2 separate regions of the Homo sapiens genome follow, and region 1 is linked to region 2. A link is an interaction called in ENCODE POLR2A ChIA-PET data of the cell type or tissue named here. Cell type or tissue: MCF 10A. All regions are shown on one strand. Links, peaks and the distances in the headings refer to the core of each region. The heading gives the core; the rest is flanking DNA.

The links. Peaks named below come from ENCODE experiments on the same cell type or tissue, not always from the same donor. Only the 100,000 strongest peaks of a DNase experiment are listed, where the experiment ranks them.
Region 1: POLR2A ChIA-PET joins it to region 2 with 12 read pairs; 3 of 35 experiments call an interaction of 5 or more read pairs at or near these places.

What each region holds. Positions count from the first base shown.
Region 1 is chr1:202,031,383-202,040,263 of GRCh38, reverse strand. No RefSeq gene overlaps it. Among named protein-coding and RNA genes, the nearest start is that of ELF3, 25 kb to the right of the region's middle. In MCF 10A, for the core only: no CTCF peak of the experiment used is centred there; a DNase peak (open chromatin) is centred at 5,273.
Region 2 is chr1:202,139,405-202,148,285 of GRCh38, reverse strand. ARL8A (ARF like GTPase 8A) reads left to right here and starts at 3,549. Exons shown (of 7, transcript NM_138795.4): 1 at 3,549-3,836. The coding sequence starts at 3,714. It overlaps PTPN7 (protein tyrosine phosphatase non-receptor type 7), which reads left to right. Exons shown (of 10, transcript NM_002832.4): 10 at 1-1,270. RefSeq lists silencers at 3,349-4,058, 4,559-4,608. In MCF 10A, for the core only: no CTCF peak of the experiment used is centred there; a DNase peak (open chromatin) is centred at 3,525.

The DNA.
Region 1 (8,881 bases), core at 412-8,411, 110 kb after region 2:
GGCAGGCGCCTGTAGTCCCAGCTGCTGGGGAGGCTGAGGCAGGAGAATGGCGTGAACCCGGGAGGCGGAGCTTGCAGTGAGCCGAGATCACGCCACTGCACTCCAGCCTGGGTGACAGAGCAAGACTCCGTCTCAAAAAAAAAAAAAAAAAAAAAAGAAGGAATACTGCATTGTTGAATAAGATACTCAAATGCAGTCTTAACATTTAAGGTGGCTGATGCCCAAAATAGGCAAGTCAAGAAAGGTGATTTGGATTTGGAGGTGATTTTGCACCTGGAAGGAATTCTCTTCCCATGACCTTATGAGTATTGTGGAGCATGTCTTCATCCTTAAGGTCAATGATGCATCAGATACCAGATGGTTTCGTTTCTCAGCTGTGGTCCAAAGAGAGGGTTGAGTTGGGCCAGAGTTGCCAGAATTGCAATCGGCCAAGTTTGCTGCTTTATGATCAAGGATATTACAAAGGATACAGACAGAGAGATGTGTAGGGCAAGGCATGTGGGAAGGGGCATGGAGCTTCTACACCCTCCCTGGGCACACCACCCTCTGGGAACCTCCATGTATTCAGCTGTCTGGAAGATCCCATTTTATTTATTTATTTATTTATTTATTTTGAGACAGAGTCTCGCTCTGTCACCCAGGCTGGAGTGCAGTGGTGCGGTCTTGGCTCACTTCAAGCTCCACCTCCAGGGTTCACGCCATTCTTCTGCCTCAGCCTCCAATGTAGCTGGGACTACAGGCACCCGCCACCATGCCCAGCTAATTTTTTGTATTTTTAGTAAAGACAAGGTTTCACCATGTTAGTCAGGATGGTGTCGATCTCCTGACCTCGTGATCTGCCTGCCTCGGCCTCCCAAAGTGCTGGGATTACAGGCGTGAGCCACCACGCCTGGCTGTAGGTCCCATTTTAAAAAAACAGTTCTGTGGCATTAAAGTATATTCACATTGTGGAGGCTGAGCACGGTGACTCACACCTGTAATCCCAGCACTTTGCAGGGCTGAGAATCACTTGAACCCAGGAGTTTGAGACCAGCCTGGGCAACAAAGGGAGATCTCATCACTATACAAAAGCTAAAAATTATCTGGGTGTGGTGGTGCATGCCTGTAGTCCCAACTACTTGGGAGGCTGAGGTCAAAGGTCACTTGAGCCCAGGAGATTGAGGGTGGGGTGAGCCATACCACTGCACTCCAGCCTGGTCAAGACACTGCATCTTAATAATAATAATAAAAAAAGGATAGCCACATTGTGGTTCAGCCATTTCCACCACCCATCTTCAGAACATTTTCATCTTCCCTAACTGCAACTCTGTACCCATTAAACACTAGCTCCCCATTCTTGCCTCGCCACATCCCCTCCTAACAGCTCCTACCAACCACCATTCTACTTTCTGTCTCTGTAAATTTGCCTATTCTAGGTATCACATAGAATAATTGTTCTTTCATGTCTGACTTGTTTCACTTATGATGTAAAGGGGAGTCTATTTAAAGAGAAAACATCAGGCTAGGTGCAGTGGCTCATGCCTGTAATCCCAACACTTTGGGAGGCCAAAGTGGGTGGATCACTTGAGGTCAGGAGTTCAAGACCAGCCTGGCCAACATGGCAAAACCCTGTCTCTATTTAAAATACAAAAACTAGCTAAGTGTGGTGGCGCACACCTGTAATCCCAGCTACTTGGGAGGCTGAGACAGGAGAATCACTTGAACCCAGGAGGAGGAGTTTGCAGTGAGCCAAGATTGTGCCACTGCACTCCAGCCTGGGCAACAGAGCAAGACTCCATCTCAAAAAAATACAAATAAATAAATAGAAAACATTAAAATATATTAGAATTTAGGATGTCTGCAGATGTGGCAATGGTACAGGGTGACTAAAGATGGAAATTCAACAGGCTGTGAGAACAGAGGACTTCTCCCTCATCTCTGTCTGTGGGGATAACTAGATCTGCTAATCTGTGAAATTCAGGACACACGTTGGGAACAGGAGAAAGAGGAGGTGGAAAAGGGGTCAAATGCAAGCTCCCCATCCAAAGAACCAAGCAGGTGCCACTGAGCTCTCCTGGGAGCCTTAGTGCTCCCAGGCCTTTGACACAGGGCTAGCCATCTGCTCTGTACACACCTGACAAACAGCTGATAGGTGGCCCATCTGTGGGCTGCATTAGAAGCCTGCTGGTGCCATTTTCTCACACTTATCTGACTGGTGTGGGAAAATGGCACCAGCAGGCTTGGAATGTGCCCAAACAAAGCCATCCAAGGGACCTCGTACTGTTGTGGATCCATATACATCCCAGAAACCAAGTAGAACCCAATGACTAGATGTCCCATATCTGAAGGTTCTGAGTCAGCAGCAGTGATAATACTTAGGGCAGGATCTGTGCAGTGAAAAGACTGAGATTGGGAAATCCCCAGGGACTTGGGCTGAAAACAAAGCCATTTCCAGAACAGAGAGGGAGCCAATCTCCCTGGAGGACTGAGGTCCTTGCAGAGAATCCTCACTCAAGGTTGCAGTAGGCAGACTCCTCATATTAGTCCGTTTTCGCACTGCTGATAAAGACATACCCGAGACCGGGAAGAAAGAGAGGTTTAATTGGACTTACAGTTCCATATGGCTGGGGAGGCCTCAGAATCATGGTGGGAAATGAAAGGCACTTCTTACATGGCAGCAGCAAGGGAATATGGGAAAGAAGCAAAAGCAGAAACCCCTGATAAACCCATCAGATCTTGTGAGACTTATTCACTATCCCGAAAATAGCACAGGAAAGACGGGCCCCCATGATTCAATTACCTCCTCCTAGGCCCCTCCCACAACACATGGGAATTCTAGGAGATACAATTCAAGTTCAGATTTGGGTGGGGACACGGCAAACCATATCACTCCTACCACTATGGTCTCTAGGCACAATGATCCAGAAATACTGGGATGTGAGATTTCTCTCCAAGGAGCACGTTCATTGCCAGGGATGGGCCCTCGTGCTGAGTGGCCCTGTGTGCCCCAGGCCTGTGGAAGGTGCTACTGCTCCATCTGTGCCTTGGATACCTCCATGCAGCCCAGCCCTGCAAACCAATTGATTATCCTTCCTGATTCAGTTGATCTCTAACTAGCAGCCAGGCCTCACTCAATGGTGCGGTTCACTGGATGTCATCTGCTAATCTCACACGCTATAAAGCCTTGAGAGAAGGGATCACTCTGTTCTCTTCCCACTTTGTACCTTCAGTATCTAGCACAGTACTCCATAGATAATAGTAGCTCGTTAAATATTTGTGAATAAATCAGTATATACATGATCATCAATCCTGATGTGTTTTATTGAATGTCTTTCTTTTATAGTTTTTTTGTTTGTTTTTTTGAGACAGGATCTCCCTCCCTCACCTAGGTTACAGTATAGTGGCGAAATCGTGGCTCCCTGCAGCCTCAACCTCCCAGGTTCAAGCGGTCCTCGCACCTCAGCCTCCTGAGTAGCTGAGACAACAGGTATGCACTACCATGCCAGGCTTTTGTTTTGTTTTGTTTTGTTTTGTTTAGAGACAGGATCTCACTATGTTGCCCAGGCTGGTCTCAAACTCCTGGGCTGAAGTGATCTGCCTGCCTCAGCCTCCCAAAGTGTTGGGACTACAAGTGTGAGCCACCATGCCTGGCCCCCCCATTGTGTTCTTTCAAGATTTGTACCTATACACGTGTGTAATACACACCACACATCTTTACATACATATATGTATAATTTGTTAGCTTTATGATTTTAAAAATCCAGAATCTTGTGATGTTTCTGGAGAAAAAAATTCATATTTTAATATATAATTTGCATTTGCATTGCTAGAGGACTATTTACCAACTCCTAAAGTCAGTACATCTGAAAACAGAATGTGTCATGGAAAATAATTCTCTTTTAAAAATTCACAGCAATTAGGACATATCTTATTTTGAAAACGGAAACATGCTGTGTTCACGCCTGTAATCCCAGCACTTTGGGAGACCCAGACAGGTGGATCAGTTGAAGTCAGCAGTTCAAAACCAGCCTGGCCAACATGGCAAAACCCCATCTCTATTAAAAATGTGAAAATTAGCCGGGCATGGTGGTGCGCGCCTGTAATCCCAGCTACTCTGGAGGCTGAGGCAGGAGAATCGCTTAAACCTGAGAGGCGGAGGTTGCAGTGAGCTGAGATCATGCCACTGCACTCCAGCCTGGGTGACAGAGCGAGACTCTGTCTCAAAAAAAAAAAAAAAAAAGAAAGAAAGAAAAAGAAAAGTAAAAGGAAACAATTCAAGTGTGAATGGAGTCATAGTGGAAAAAAAGAGTTCCAGCCAAATTCTTTTCTATGCAGCATTCCCTGTGGGCAAACATCTCTTAATGAGAGGAATTCCTACTTTCCCAAGTCAAGAACTTGCTGCTCCAAGTTGCTAATATTATAGTAGTTCTATATTTTATATCAACTCCTGGATCTTTTTCTGGGTTGGGAAGTCCTTCTGGTGTCATGGGTAATCTAAACACTAATGAATAGAGCAGGTAGGATGCTGAGACCTTCAGGGGTAAAAAGCAATTTTTAAATATACATCTAAGTTTATTTTTTTTGTTTTGTTTTTGTTTTTGTTTTTGAGACAGAATGTCACTCTGTTGCCCAGGCTGGAGTGCAATGGTGCAATCTCAGCTCACTGCAGCCTCCGCCTCCCAGGTTCAAGTGATTCTCCTGCCTCAGCCTCCCGAGTAGCTGAGATTACAGACGCCTGCCACCACACCCAGCTAATTTTTGTATTTTTTAGTAGAGACGAGGTTTCATCATGTTGGCCAGGCTGGTCTTGAACTGCTGGCCTCAAATGATCCACCCGCCTCAACCCCCTAAAAGGTACTGGGATTACAGGCAATGAGCCACCGCGGCCAGCCTAAACATACATCTAAGTTTAGATGGAAATGTGTACTTAAAACAACAATAGATGAATAAAAAGCCACCCAAGCTTAGGCAAAATGGAAAATGTTATTTGCCATCGGAAGCCTTCCACGTCATATGTATATTTATATATGCTGTAGACAAATTTTTATGACACTTGTGAGCAGTGATGCAGATAAGAGGGCAGTGGCCAAGGACGGGGCGGTCACATACCCCAGCCCCGGCTGGGGTATGTGAACCCGCATACTAGGGTATGTGACCATGCAGCCCCTTGCCCTGTAGGCCTACACCCCAGGACGGGCCTTTGAGGCCCTCCAGGATGAAGCTGGTTAATCATTCACTCTGCTCCCAGGGTGAGGTAATCCAGTCTCCCCAGGGAGAGGTGAAACTTGCGGGTAAACCAGCCCAGCCTGCACTGCAGGGCTGACGTCACCGTCACTGAGCTAGCGAGCTAGTGGAGGTTGCTGCTGGCCAGGCCACGGGTGGGTGGGGAACCTGCGGTCGGGGGTGGGTATGGGGAGTGGAAGGTTGGGGAGGGTTCTCTTGAGCTGAGGGCACATTCCTGACTAAATTCACCCCGAGGCTGCTCTGGTGGAAACCACCAGCTGGTCCCAGGGCCCTGGTGCTGCAGAAAGAACGGCAGGCTGAAGGAAAGAGATCTGTGAGGGCTCCTCCACCTAGTGTGAGGGCCACTTGGTGGAACGGGGCAGCAGGGTGGAGGGGAGTGACTCTGTAGATGGTGAGAACATGGGAAATCCTGCGGAGAAAGCCCTGATTTAGGAGGCTACAGACCCTTAGTCCTGGCTCTGCCATACCACGCCCCATGCCCTGCTGGGCGCCTTCCACCCCCATTCCCCAAATAAGGACAGACCATACGTTCCTTGGTGCCCTCTCTGTGCTTTTAAGTGCCAGCTTCTTACATAGATGATCTCATTTCATCTTCAGAACAACCCCAAGAGATGGCTGTGAGGATCAACCACATGTGAGAGGTGGGGAAGCTGAGGCAGGAGCAGTGGGTACTTACCACGGATTACCCAGCAGTCAAGGCTGACTGAGGACCTTAACCCAGGCAGGCTGACTCTGGCACCCGCAGCCACAATGCCATCCTGCCTGGGTCCCAGCTGACCTCTTCTGGGACCTGTCCCCCCCACCCTCCCCCGTCTGGCATCTCATATCCTCCTCCTTCCTCTCTGCCTTTTCATATCCAATTCCTTGGAAGCCCTAGTTCTCAGAGAGGAAGGCTTATGAAGCGTTGATTCACACAGCTTCCCCATCCAGCCCAAGGGTATAATGAAAAGGAAAAGCCAATCAGTAGCAAAGAGGTCAACCTTTTGCCCATTGATTAGAGCTAAAGGTCCTCAGCCTTGCCAGAGGTCACCAATCAGAGGTTCAAAGATGATAATTAGTGGTCATCAATTTCTTGATGAGGTATCAGGTAGATGCATTCATTTATTCGATAAATTGTTTATTGGATGTCTTCAGTGGGATACACATTGTGAGCAAAGCAGGCAAAATGCCATGCCCTCACGGAGTGTTCATTTTAGTGGGGGGAGAAAGACAATTACAAACAGCAAAAATAGATAAATATTTTGTGTGTCTGAGCATGATAAATGCTATGGAGAAAAATAAAACCAAGAAAGAAGATAGGAAGGCGGGCAGGGCTAGGGTGGGCAATGGGTTACAATTATTTTTGTGTTTTTTTTTATTATTATTATACTTTAAGTTATAGGGTACATGTGCACAACATGCAGGTTTGTTTCACAGGTATACATGTGCCATGTTGGTTTGCTGCACCCATCAACTCGTCATTTACATTAGGTATTTCTCCTAATGCTATCCCTCCCCCAGCCTCCCACTCTCCTTTTGTTGCTGTTTTTTTTTTTTTTTTAAGAGACTGGGTCTTGCTGGGCATGGTGGCTCACGCTTGTAATCCCAGCACTTTGGGAGGCTGAGGCGGGTGGATCACGAGGTCAAGAGATCGAGACCATCCTGGCCAACATGGTGAAACCTCATCTCTACTAAAAATACAACAATTAGCTGGGCATGGTGGTGGGTGCCTGTAATCTCAGCTACTTGGGAGGCTGAGACAGGAGAATTGCTTGAACCTGGGAGGTGGAGGTTGCAGTGAGCTGAGATCGCACCATTGCACTCCAGCCTGGGCAAAGAGTGAAACTCCATCTCAAAAAAAAAAAAAAAAAAGAGAGAGAGACTGGGTCTCGCTCTGTTGCCCAGGCTGGAGCGTAGTGGTGCAGTCATAGCATACTACAGCCTTTCTCTCCTGGGCTCAAGCCATCCTCCTGCCTCAGCCTCTTGAGTAGCGAGGAGTACAAGCGTGCGCCACCATGACTTAAGTTTGTTTTGTTGTTTTTTGAGACGGAGTCTCGCTCTGTTGCCCAGGCTGGAGTGCAGTGGCACAGTCTTGGTTCACTGCAGCCTCTGCCTCCTGGTTCAAGCGATTCTCTTGCCTCAGCCTCCTGAGTAGCTGGGTCTACAGGTGTGCACCACCACGCCCAGCTAATTTTTGTATTTTTAGTAGAGACAGGGTTTTACCATGTTGGCTAGACTGGTCTTGAACTCCTGGCCTCAAGTGATCTGCTTCCCTCAGCCTCCCAAAGTGCTGGGATTACAGGCATGAGCCACTGTGCCCAGCCCTTGCTAACTTTTAAAAATTTTTTGTAGAGACCGGAGTCTCCCTATGTTGACCAGGCTGGTCTCAAACTCTCGGCCTCAAGCGATCCTCCTTAGGCCTCCTAAAGTGCTAGGATTACAGGTGTGAGCCAAGACCGGAGTCTCCCTATGTTGACCAGGCTGGTCTCAAACTCTCGGCCTCAAGCGATCCTCCTTAGGCCTCCTAAAGTGCTAGGATTACAGGTGTGAGCCGCTGTGCCCAGCCTGTTTTTAAGATGGGAGAAATTATAATACGTTTATATGCCAATGTAAATAATCAAGTAAAAAGGAAATTTTTGAGAAGGGAGAGAGTTGCTGGAGCACTGTCCTTGGGTAGGCGAGATGGGAGGGGATTTAGTGCACAAGCGGAGGGGTTAGCCTCAGCCAGGAGCTCAGCCAGTCATCTGCAGTAACAGGAGAGAAGGCAGAGGGTTTAGGCGTGGAGGCTGGTAGGCGGGTGGGTGCAGGGGTGAGACATTGGAGGGAGTCCTCATCTGGTCGCTTCCATTTTCTCAGTGAACTAAGAGGCAAGATCCTCCACCAAGTGAGAAGTGGAAAGCAGATGAAGTTTTGATGAGAGAGAAGGTATAAAATATTCCTCTGAGAAAACAAGAGGGTGAGTCAACTTGGGAAAGGTAGTATGATTGTCAGGTAACACTAGGGCCCACATGAAATTCATGATCAATAATTTAGAGAAGCGTTTCTCAATCTCAGCACTGTTGACATTTTAGGCCAGTTAAGTGTTTGTTGTGGGGAGCTGGCCTGTGAGCTACAGGATGCTTAACACGGCTGGGCTCTCTACCCACTAAATACCTGTAGCACCTACCCTCAGGTGTGATAATAAAAATGTCTCCAAACACTGATGTCCCTGACAGGGGCGGTGGCGGTGGGGGTGGTGGGGGGTGCCAGGTACAAAGCTGCTCCCTACAGAGAACCACCAATTTAGACTGAGAACAGTCAATGTGTCTGTTAATCAGCGCAGGTGCATACTCAGAACGGACAGAGGGTTGGATTTTATCAAGATTGTGGTTCTGCCAAGTGAGAAACACAAAGCAAAAGGGGCCAAGAGAGTTCAGGGTTTCTGAAAGAAAGTGATTGTAATGTCCGATCATAGAATGTAATCTGGGTAAAGAGGGGAGAGAAAACTTGAAGGGATGAGGGACAGAGAAAAGACAGAATGGTCAGTGGATTAGATATCCCTGTGAAACTGAAGGAGTGCTGGAGTTGTAATTCCACAGAGGTGAGCTATAAAAACGAGAGGCAGTGGCCAGAGTGAAATTGAGAATATTAAGGTGTTCAGTGTCTGGTAATGACAAGGATTAAGAGATGACCAAGGGAG
Region 2 (8,881 bases), core at 299-8,298:
GTTCTCTGAGACACTCTTTGTGAGCTTCAGTTTCCTGTTCTATAACATGAACATAAGTGCTTAGCTGCCATGAGGGAAAAGTAATGAGAGAAGTTTCTAGAAGCCACTCCAGCCACTCCTTCCTGGGGCTGACAAAAGGGTGATTCCAAGATCATCCTTCACCCGAGGTCCTGCCCAAGCACAGGCCAGATGCAAGAATGGGGAAAAGTCTGGTCCTGATCTCCAAGTCTCAACATCCTATCAGTGACTCTGCTCCCTGACCACACATCGGAAGGGCTGGATGACCCCAATCAAAAGAAAGAACAAGGACTCTGGTTACCCTTGCCTCCACCCATGTGTCATAAGAGTAGGCTACAGAGGTGACCAGGCCTGGCAGTTGAAATCTCTGGAAGAGGGAACATGTGGGGACTACTCAGAGGCAAAGAGGAGCTGCTCCTGCCTCCATGGTTGCTGGCCACTCCCACCAACTACTCTTAGGGAGGCTAAGCAGTCTCTGTTTTGCTTCCATGGCTCAAATAATACCCTGGGTATGCAGGACCCACTATACCTTGCATTTGCTGAGTACACCTAGAGAGCTTGGCTGTTTCCAAAAACAATCAGGGTCATAACCATCCATGCAGACATGGAGGCTCGGCTGAACCAGGACTCCTCACTGTCTACCTGAGAGAATGAGCACCCCTCATCCATCTCAGCATCAACACAATTTCCAGGGGACCTCAGGTCTACCTCAGGACTGAACGCCACACCTCAGGATTCCTCCTCCTTGAATCTGAGACTGGCTGCCCATTCTGAGATGGGGATGAAGGTAAGATGCCGCATCACCAGGCACGCCGCCCCTGACAGCTGCCTTGATACCAGCTCTCTGTGGAAACCCCCGAGGAGTTGGATCTGGAGAACAGCTGGGCCTCCTCACTCAGGACTTCTCTCCTGAAGAACACGCAGTGCTAAAACTGAGGATGATTTCCCTAATGCTTCTGCTTGGCCTTATGGAGGAGCTGCTCCTTCCTTACAGCCTTGGGGATGGACTTGCCCACACCTCCACCTCCCCTGAGCCCTGTGAGAGGCACGACTGTCTATGCCAATGAGGCTCGGTGGGGGGCTCTCAAGTGCCTGATCCTGCCCTGGGCTCAGAGCCAGCCCAGAGGGAAGCAACTGCACAGCCCCACAGGCCCTCCCTGGCACTGTCCCCCCAACCCCATCTCAGAGCTCAGAGGGTACAAGCTCCAGAACAGTAACCAAGTGGGAAAATAAAGACTTCTTGGATGACTGACTCATTCCTTCTTTCCATCTTCTTCTTGGCCCTCTGGGGCCTCTTTGTAGCAAGAGAGAAAGACTGCAGACCAGGGACAGGCAGGCTGCAAATCTTTGCCCTTGGGATATGCACTTTTCTAGCACTTCCAAGGACATAAAGTAAGGTGAAACCAAAGTCAATTTAGGAAGTGAGACAGGGTGGACCCTCATAGCCTACCCAGGCAGCTGTAACAATTCACACTACCGTAAACCATGTGGCTTCTAAACAACAGAAATGTATTGCTGGCCTGGCGTGGTGGCTCATGCCTGTAATCCCAGCACTTTGGGAGGCCGAGGCAGGCGGATCACGAGGTCAGGAGATCCAGCTAACACAGTGAAACGCTGTCTCTACTAAAAATACAAAAAATTAGCCGGACGTGGTAGCACACACCTGTAGTCAGCTATTCGGGAGGCTGAGGCAGAAGAATTGTTTGAACCCTGGAGGTGGAGGGTGCAGTGAGCTATCATGCCACTGCACTCCAGCCTGGATGACAGAGCAAGACTCCATCTCAAAAAAAAAAGAAAAAAGAAAAAAAGAAATGTGTTGCTCACAGTTCTGGAAGCTGGGAAGTCTAGGATCAAGACCCTTGCAGACTCAGTGTCTGGCTATTAGGCAGAGCCTTCTTTCTGTCCTTGCATGGTGAAAAGGTTGTGGGCTGGTATTCTTCCCCCTAATCCCACCGGCCCCCTTTATAAGGCTCTACCCTCATGACTTAATCACCTCCTAATACCATCACTTTAGGGATTAGGACTTCAACCTATGAATTTGGGGGGACACAAACATTCAGTCCATAGCCTTTATCTTAGGAGCTAGAGGAGGACTTATAAAGGGCAGAGGTTAGAAAGATGGTGCTTAATAAACCAGAATATTGGCCAGGCTCATGCCTGTAATCCCAGCACTTTGGGAGGCTGAGGCAGGCAGATGGCTTGAGCTCAGGGCTTCGAGACCAGCCTGGACAACATGGCAAAACCCCGTCTCTACCAAATATACAAAAATTAGGCTGGCATGGTGGCGCATGCCTGTAGTCCCAGCTACTCGGGAGGCTGAGGTAGAAGAATCACCTGAGCCCGAGGAGGTGGAGGCTGCAGTGAGTCGAGATCCCACCGCTGCACTCCAGCCTGGGCCACACAGTGAGACCCCATCAAAAAAAAAAAAAAAAACAATATTATGCTAGCCGAAACCTTGTGATTCTTCTACTTTGGTAACTGTTTGACTATTTGGGGTCATCTAACTCCAGTTGATTGGACAGATATGGTTGATATTGATAGTTTACCCACTTTTGACTAAAACAATAGACTACATATGACTACATTTGAAAACCAAACCCCAACGGGCAGCCAGCATAGGCTGGGGACTGCCCGAAGCCTGAGCCTACCCGGGACTGCCAGCTGAGGTTGTCAGCCTGCCTGAGCAGGTCCTATGGGTGGGTCTTGCAAGGAGAGGGGCAGGAGTAAGGCATCTTTGCAGGCACTCCAGACCCACTTCAAGAGGAGAACTATCACTTCTCCTCCTGAAGAATACTCTGCTTTTCACCAAAACAGGGCAACATTTTCCTTTGTCACAGACGTTCCTCACTGAAAACCCCCTGCCAGGACTGTATCTGTTTGGGTATCTTGGGGATGCTGGTAAAAATCCGGAGCAAGTTCAAGCGTCCGTTTCACTTGGGGCCAGAGGCTTCCTAACAAGTGGTCGGGGTAAATTGTGGTGAACAAAACAAGATGGAGTATTAAAAGACCCGAATACGGTTGTCCCTCTGCACTGGGTGCATTTTGAGAGGATGGGACTGTACCCAGGAATGCTCAGAGGCAAGGGTTCAGGGACAAAAAAGCCTCCATCTGCCTCCCTGTCGTAGAGATCTCATCTCCGTGTCCTGGGAAGTGGGTGACCCACTCTCCTTCAACCTGAAAAGGCTCCTGCTTAACCGGAACCTCACCCACCTCGAGCCCACCACCCTTTAAGAAAGGGGGTGCCAGTCAGGGCGCGGCAGTCGGGGACAGGGTCTAAAATAAATTAGACCCCATTTCCCAAGCGCCTCTCGACGCCAGCTGCCGGTCAACCCCCGCCGCTGAAGCCTGCGGATTCCCTGCTCACCCCACCTGCGGATTCCCTGCTCACCCCACCTGCGGGTGCGGCCCCTGGCCCCCCGGCTCCAGCGAGGGAGGAGCGCGCGCTCGGGTGCGAGCAGGACACGGCCCGGCCGCGAGGGAGGGCGGCGGCGGCGGCGGAGGAGGAGGGCGCGGAAGCCACACCCATCGGCGAGCCGATTCCGGGGCAGCGAGTCGTCGGCAGCCGCGCTCGAGCCTCCGCCCGCACCGAGCCGCGGGACCCGGGCCGTACCGGGGAGGGGCCGCTCCGGGCCGCAGCGCGAGGGCAGCGAGGGGCGGCGGGGACCTGGCACCGGGCGGGGCCGGCGGCAGCGACCATGATCGCTTTGTTCAACAAGCTGCTGGACTGGTTCAAGGCCCTATTCTGGAAGGAGGAGATGGAGCTCACGCTGGTCGGGCTTCAGTACTCGGGCAAGACCACCTTCGTCAACGTGATCGCGGTACGAGGGCGTCGGGCGCGGGGTCCCCGGGCGCGGGCCGCGGGTCGGGCCTGTCCCCGCCCGCGCCGCGCCCTGCTGAGCCGGGGTCGCCGCCTGGCATAGCCGGGCACGGCCGGGCGCCGGGCGGGGGAGGAGCCGGCCCCGAGCGCTTGGGGCCTAGTACGGCCCGTGCCGTGGGGGACCGGGGCGGCGCGCGACCCGCTCTCTCACCCGGGCCGGTACTGCACGGCTGGGGGCAGGGGAAGGGGGACGAACAGACAGGGCCGGTGCCACGGGGCAGGCGGCACCGAGGGGCTCTCGAAGCAGGAGGGACCCGCTGCCGGCTGAGACGGGCCCCCTCTGGCCCCCGCGCAAGGGGGCATGACGGGGCGAAAGTGCACGGGCCTTCCTGTCCCGCGGGTAGAGGGTCACGGGACGGGGCGGCCGAGAGGCTTGAGGAGGGGGTTTGGGCAAGCCCAGCCCCACCCAGAGGGCTTAACCCCTCCTTGCCGGAAGAGGAAGCCCCGGCCCTATTGAGGGGGAGGGGAGGTATCCCCCGGGGTAGAGGAGTCAGCTGAGGCCCTTGGCTCAAGCCCAGACTCCTCCCCAACTTCTCCCCGACCCGCAGTGTCTAGCCGGGGGTCCAGGGAGGATCGCATGGTAACGGGAGTTTGGAGACTCCGTCTGGCTCAGAAGTTTGCAGGAGCAGGTGCTCCCGACAAGAGAGGATGAGGTGTAGGGGCACGGCCCACTGGGGCCTTGGGAGAGTGGCTCTAAGGGCTTTGGGTCGTCAACACTGAAGTGGGTGATTGTAAGTCTTTCAGCGCCAGGGGAGTGGTGGGGAAGGAGTTAAAATCTCTCTCAAAAAAGGGGAAGATGAGCTCCATGGGTGTGAGCTGAGGCTGCCGTAATGGCTGCGGCCTGCCTGTCAGAGCCAGGCTAGACAGGGCTTGTGGGTCGAGGAAGCATGGGACAGGGGCTGGGGTTGTCCAGGGACCTGGCCCCAGTCCCAAAGCTGAGGTTTCCCACAACTGTGAGTTGGCCAGATAGTAACCAAAGATACTGATGAGATAGGTCAGCAGAGGAATGTATCCAGCCGGCCTAGGTACCTCTACCTGTCCGTGTTGTTGCCCCACCTTGCAGAAGATGGGCCTCCTCGACAGTTCTCAGCGTCCTAGAAGGCAGGGGACGTCACTTCATTGGACCTGAGGCATGAAGGCAGATGGAAAGCTCGAGGGGCGGGCATCCTGTGGTTACACAATTGAACACTGGCTTCCTTTCCCAAACATGCTCTGCAAATGACCTCTGCCCTTTCTCGACCCAGTGTCTCCTGTCTCCTGACCTGACAGGGCAGGATCTTCAGGCCAATGCTGCGGTTTTGGCACAGTAATTTTCGGAGCTAACACCCCTGGGCTCTGTCTGCCTAGGCTCTGCCCTTGGGGTCAGAGACCCTCTGGTTAAACTTGGCATTGACTTAGGCTCTTGGATTCCCAGAGCAGGCACATAACACCTGGACTCTGACCTGACTCTGCAGGCCTAGGTGGCTTGGGTTCTAGGCGTTTAGGTCTGAGAAATGCAGCTGGGCCTAGGTATCTCCTCGTTCCCCAGGGTGTTACTATAGCTGTGCTCTGGGACAGGGATCCACAGGTACCCGGGTGGGTTCGGTTTCTGGGTCTGCAGTTGAGCCTTTGACAGGAGGGCCCCCTCTAGACCAGCATCATATCCAGAGAGTTGGAGACTATAGCAGGCCAGAAACAGAACCCAAGAGTCCCAAATTCCCCTGCCAGGGTCAAGAGTTCCTGTGATATACAGGAAAAGCACCCCATCTCCAGCCCACAAGGTCCCCTTTTTAATCTTAAATTTGCCACTTCCGCTGGCACATTCTAAAAGAGCAGGCAAGCTAAATTCCCTTCTTTAGAGAGGCTTCCCAAGGAAAACCACCCCATGTGGGCTGCAGTTGGAATTCCAGTGTCCCGGTCACTCCAGTGTTTTCAGATCCTCTGGGGCTACCACACTGGCATTGCTGCCCACCCCGTGTATAATCACAGTTGAGTGTCTTCCAGAAAGAAACGAAGAGTTGGGACCCCTGGGCTCTGTTCCCATGCCTACCACTGAATTTCTGAATTACCTGTGCCTGTTCATTTGGCCTCTGTTTGTCTCAGATCTTTCGCCATTGGGTTTTTTCTACTCACCCTATGAGGTCTGGCTGTAAATAGAAATTGAGTTTAGTGTGTCTAGCTGCTCAGCAGGTTAATGTGAGCTGGAAAGAAATTATATACACTGCTTCTAAGAACCTGAAACATCAGCCGGGCATGGTGGCTCACGCCTGTAATCCCAGCAATTGGGAGGCCAAAGTGGGGGTTTCACCTGAGGCTAGGAGTTCGAGACCAGCCTGGCCAACATGGTGAAACCCCATCTCTACTAAAAATACAAAAATTAGCCAGGCATGGTGGTGGCCACCTGTAATCCCAGCTACTTGGGAGGCTGAGGCAAGAGAATTGCTTGAACCCAGGAGGCGGAGGCTGCAGTGAGTTAAGATCGTGCCGCCACTGCACTCCAGCCTGGGCAACAAGAGCGAAACTCCGTCTCAAAAAAAAAAAAGGAACCTAAAACATCCTTTGAGTTCTGAAAAAGTTGTGATGCTAGAAAAGTGGGAGATGTTTTGTCCTAGGAAACAACAGGGTCATTTTCAAATATTTAAAAGTGTCAAAGACTGTCCTATGGAATAACTAGTCTTGGAGTGCCCAAGGGGACTTAGGAACAATGGGTGGACATTCTAGGAATGATAGATTTTTTTTTCTTTTTTTTCTTTTTTCTTTTTTTTTTTTGAGACAGAGTGTTGCTCTATCACCCAGGCTGGGAGTGCAGTGGTACAGTCTCGGCTCACTGCAACCTCCGCCTCCCAGGCTCAAGCAATTCTCCTGCCTCAGTCTCCCGAGTAGCTGGGATTACAGGCATACACCACCATGCCTGGCTAATTTTTGTATTTTTAGTAGAGATGGGGTTTCGTCATGTTGGCCAGGCTGGTCTCGAACCCCTGACCTCAGGTGATCTGCCTGCCTCAGCCTCCCAAAGTGCTGGGATTACAGGTATGAGCCACCATGTCCGGCCGGATTGTTAACTCAATATAAAGAACTTTCTGATAGTTGGAACTGACCCAAGAGGGGATGGGGCAGAAGGGACTGAAGTCTGAGACAAGAGGTTGGGCTGCATGACTTCAGGTTACTTCCAACCTTAAATGAGGAGCCTATGAGACAGGGAGGCATTAGCAGGGAAATTAAGTCATAATCTGATTCCACCTTAGCTCCGATTCACAGCTGAACAAGACCTACTGGTGCCGGGGAGCCTGGCTCCTTGAAGGTCCTCCCAGCATCCCCCTCTGCCAAGGTCACATTCTGCCAGGCTGGGCTTCTCATTTACTTGGTAGCCTGTGGATCTTCTAGTTGCCAAAGAGCAGTGATGGTTCCCCATGCTATATCGAAACCATTTCCAAGCATGTTGTGAGTCTTATTTACAGTTCCTAGGAGACCGAAACCCTTCTCCCCAGTTTTACATTCAGAAACACTGAGGTCCAGAGAAGTTCAAGTTTCTTATCCAAGCACCCCCTGGGATGAGAGACAAACAAGAACTGGGCCTCCTTCCTCAGACTCTATTGTTGGGGATGGGGTAGACTGCAGCAGGCTGCCGGGGTTTGGGTAATTACAGCACACTTAATTCTCCCTGCTTAGCTAGAAGAAGCCATTCCCTCTTCCTCAGTGGTTCCTAACTTTGGGGGCTCTCAGAACTTTTTGATATCTGAAAGAAGTGAGAGACCCTTTCTCCAGAAAAATGTACACACAAACAAAACTTTGCACACACACAGATTGTGTACAGTTTCAGGGGGTTCAGGGGATCTCTGAAGCCCAACTGTGGACCTCAGGTTGGAAACCGCTGCTGGACCTTGTCATTGGGTGTCAGTCCTGGGTACTCAGTTCTTATATCATCCTAAGGCCCTGATGAATAGGTGGTTCCTGCAGATAAAAGGGAATTGGGCTGGGCGCGGTGGCTCACGCCTGTAATCCCAGCACTTTGGGAGGCCGAGGTGGGCGGATCACGAGGTCAGGAGATCGAAACCATCCTGGCCAACATGGTGAAACCCCGAATCTACTAAAAATACAAAAAAAAAAAAAAAAAATTAGCTAGGCATGGTGGCACGCGCCTGTAGTCCCAGCTACTTGGGAGGCTGAGGCAGGAGAACTGCTTGAACCCAGGAGGCAGAGGCTACAGTGAGCCGAGATCACACCACTGCACTCCTGCCTGGGCGAGAGAGTGAGACTCCGTCTCAAAAAAAAAAAAGGGAATCAAAGCAGTCTATTCAGATGGGATATCAGGGGTCTTCATGTGGACATGGAGGCACCAAATAAGAGCCAATCATCTCCTACATCTTGGCTAATGGTCAGGGCCCCTGATCTCTTTATGTAACCCAAGGCAAATTATTCCTACCAGCTGGTGGGAGAAAAAGGCATGGTAAAGGAACAGGGCTTGGCCGGGCACCGTGGCTCACCCCTATAATCCCAGCGCTTTGGGAGGCCCAGGTAGGCAGATCACTTGAGGTCAGGAGTTCAAGACCATCCTGGCCAATGTGGTGAAACCCTGTCTCTACTAAAAATACAAAAATTAGCTGGGTGTGGTGGCACATGCCTGTGGTCTCAGCTACTGGGGAGGCTGAGGCAGGAGACCCTCGCTTGAGCCCAGGAGGCAGAGGCTGCAGTGAGCTGAGATCACATCACTGCACTCCAGCCTGGGCCATAGAGCGAGACTCTGTCTCAGAAAAAAAAAAAAAAAAAAAAAAAAAAAAAGGAACAGGGCTATCACCCTCAGGTTCAATGTTGAATGAGCCTCATCTTTTTTTTTTTCTCAAGCCGGAGTCTTGCTCTGTCACCCAGGCTGGAGTACAATGGCATGATCTCGGCTCACTGCAACCTCCACCTCCTGGGTTCAAGCGATTCACCTGCCTCAGCCTCCCAAGTAGCTGGGATTACAGGCACACGCCACCACACCCGGCTAATTTTTTGTATCTTTAGTAG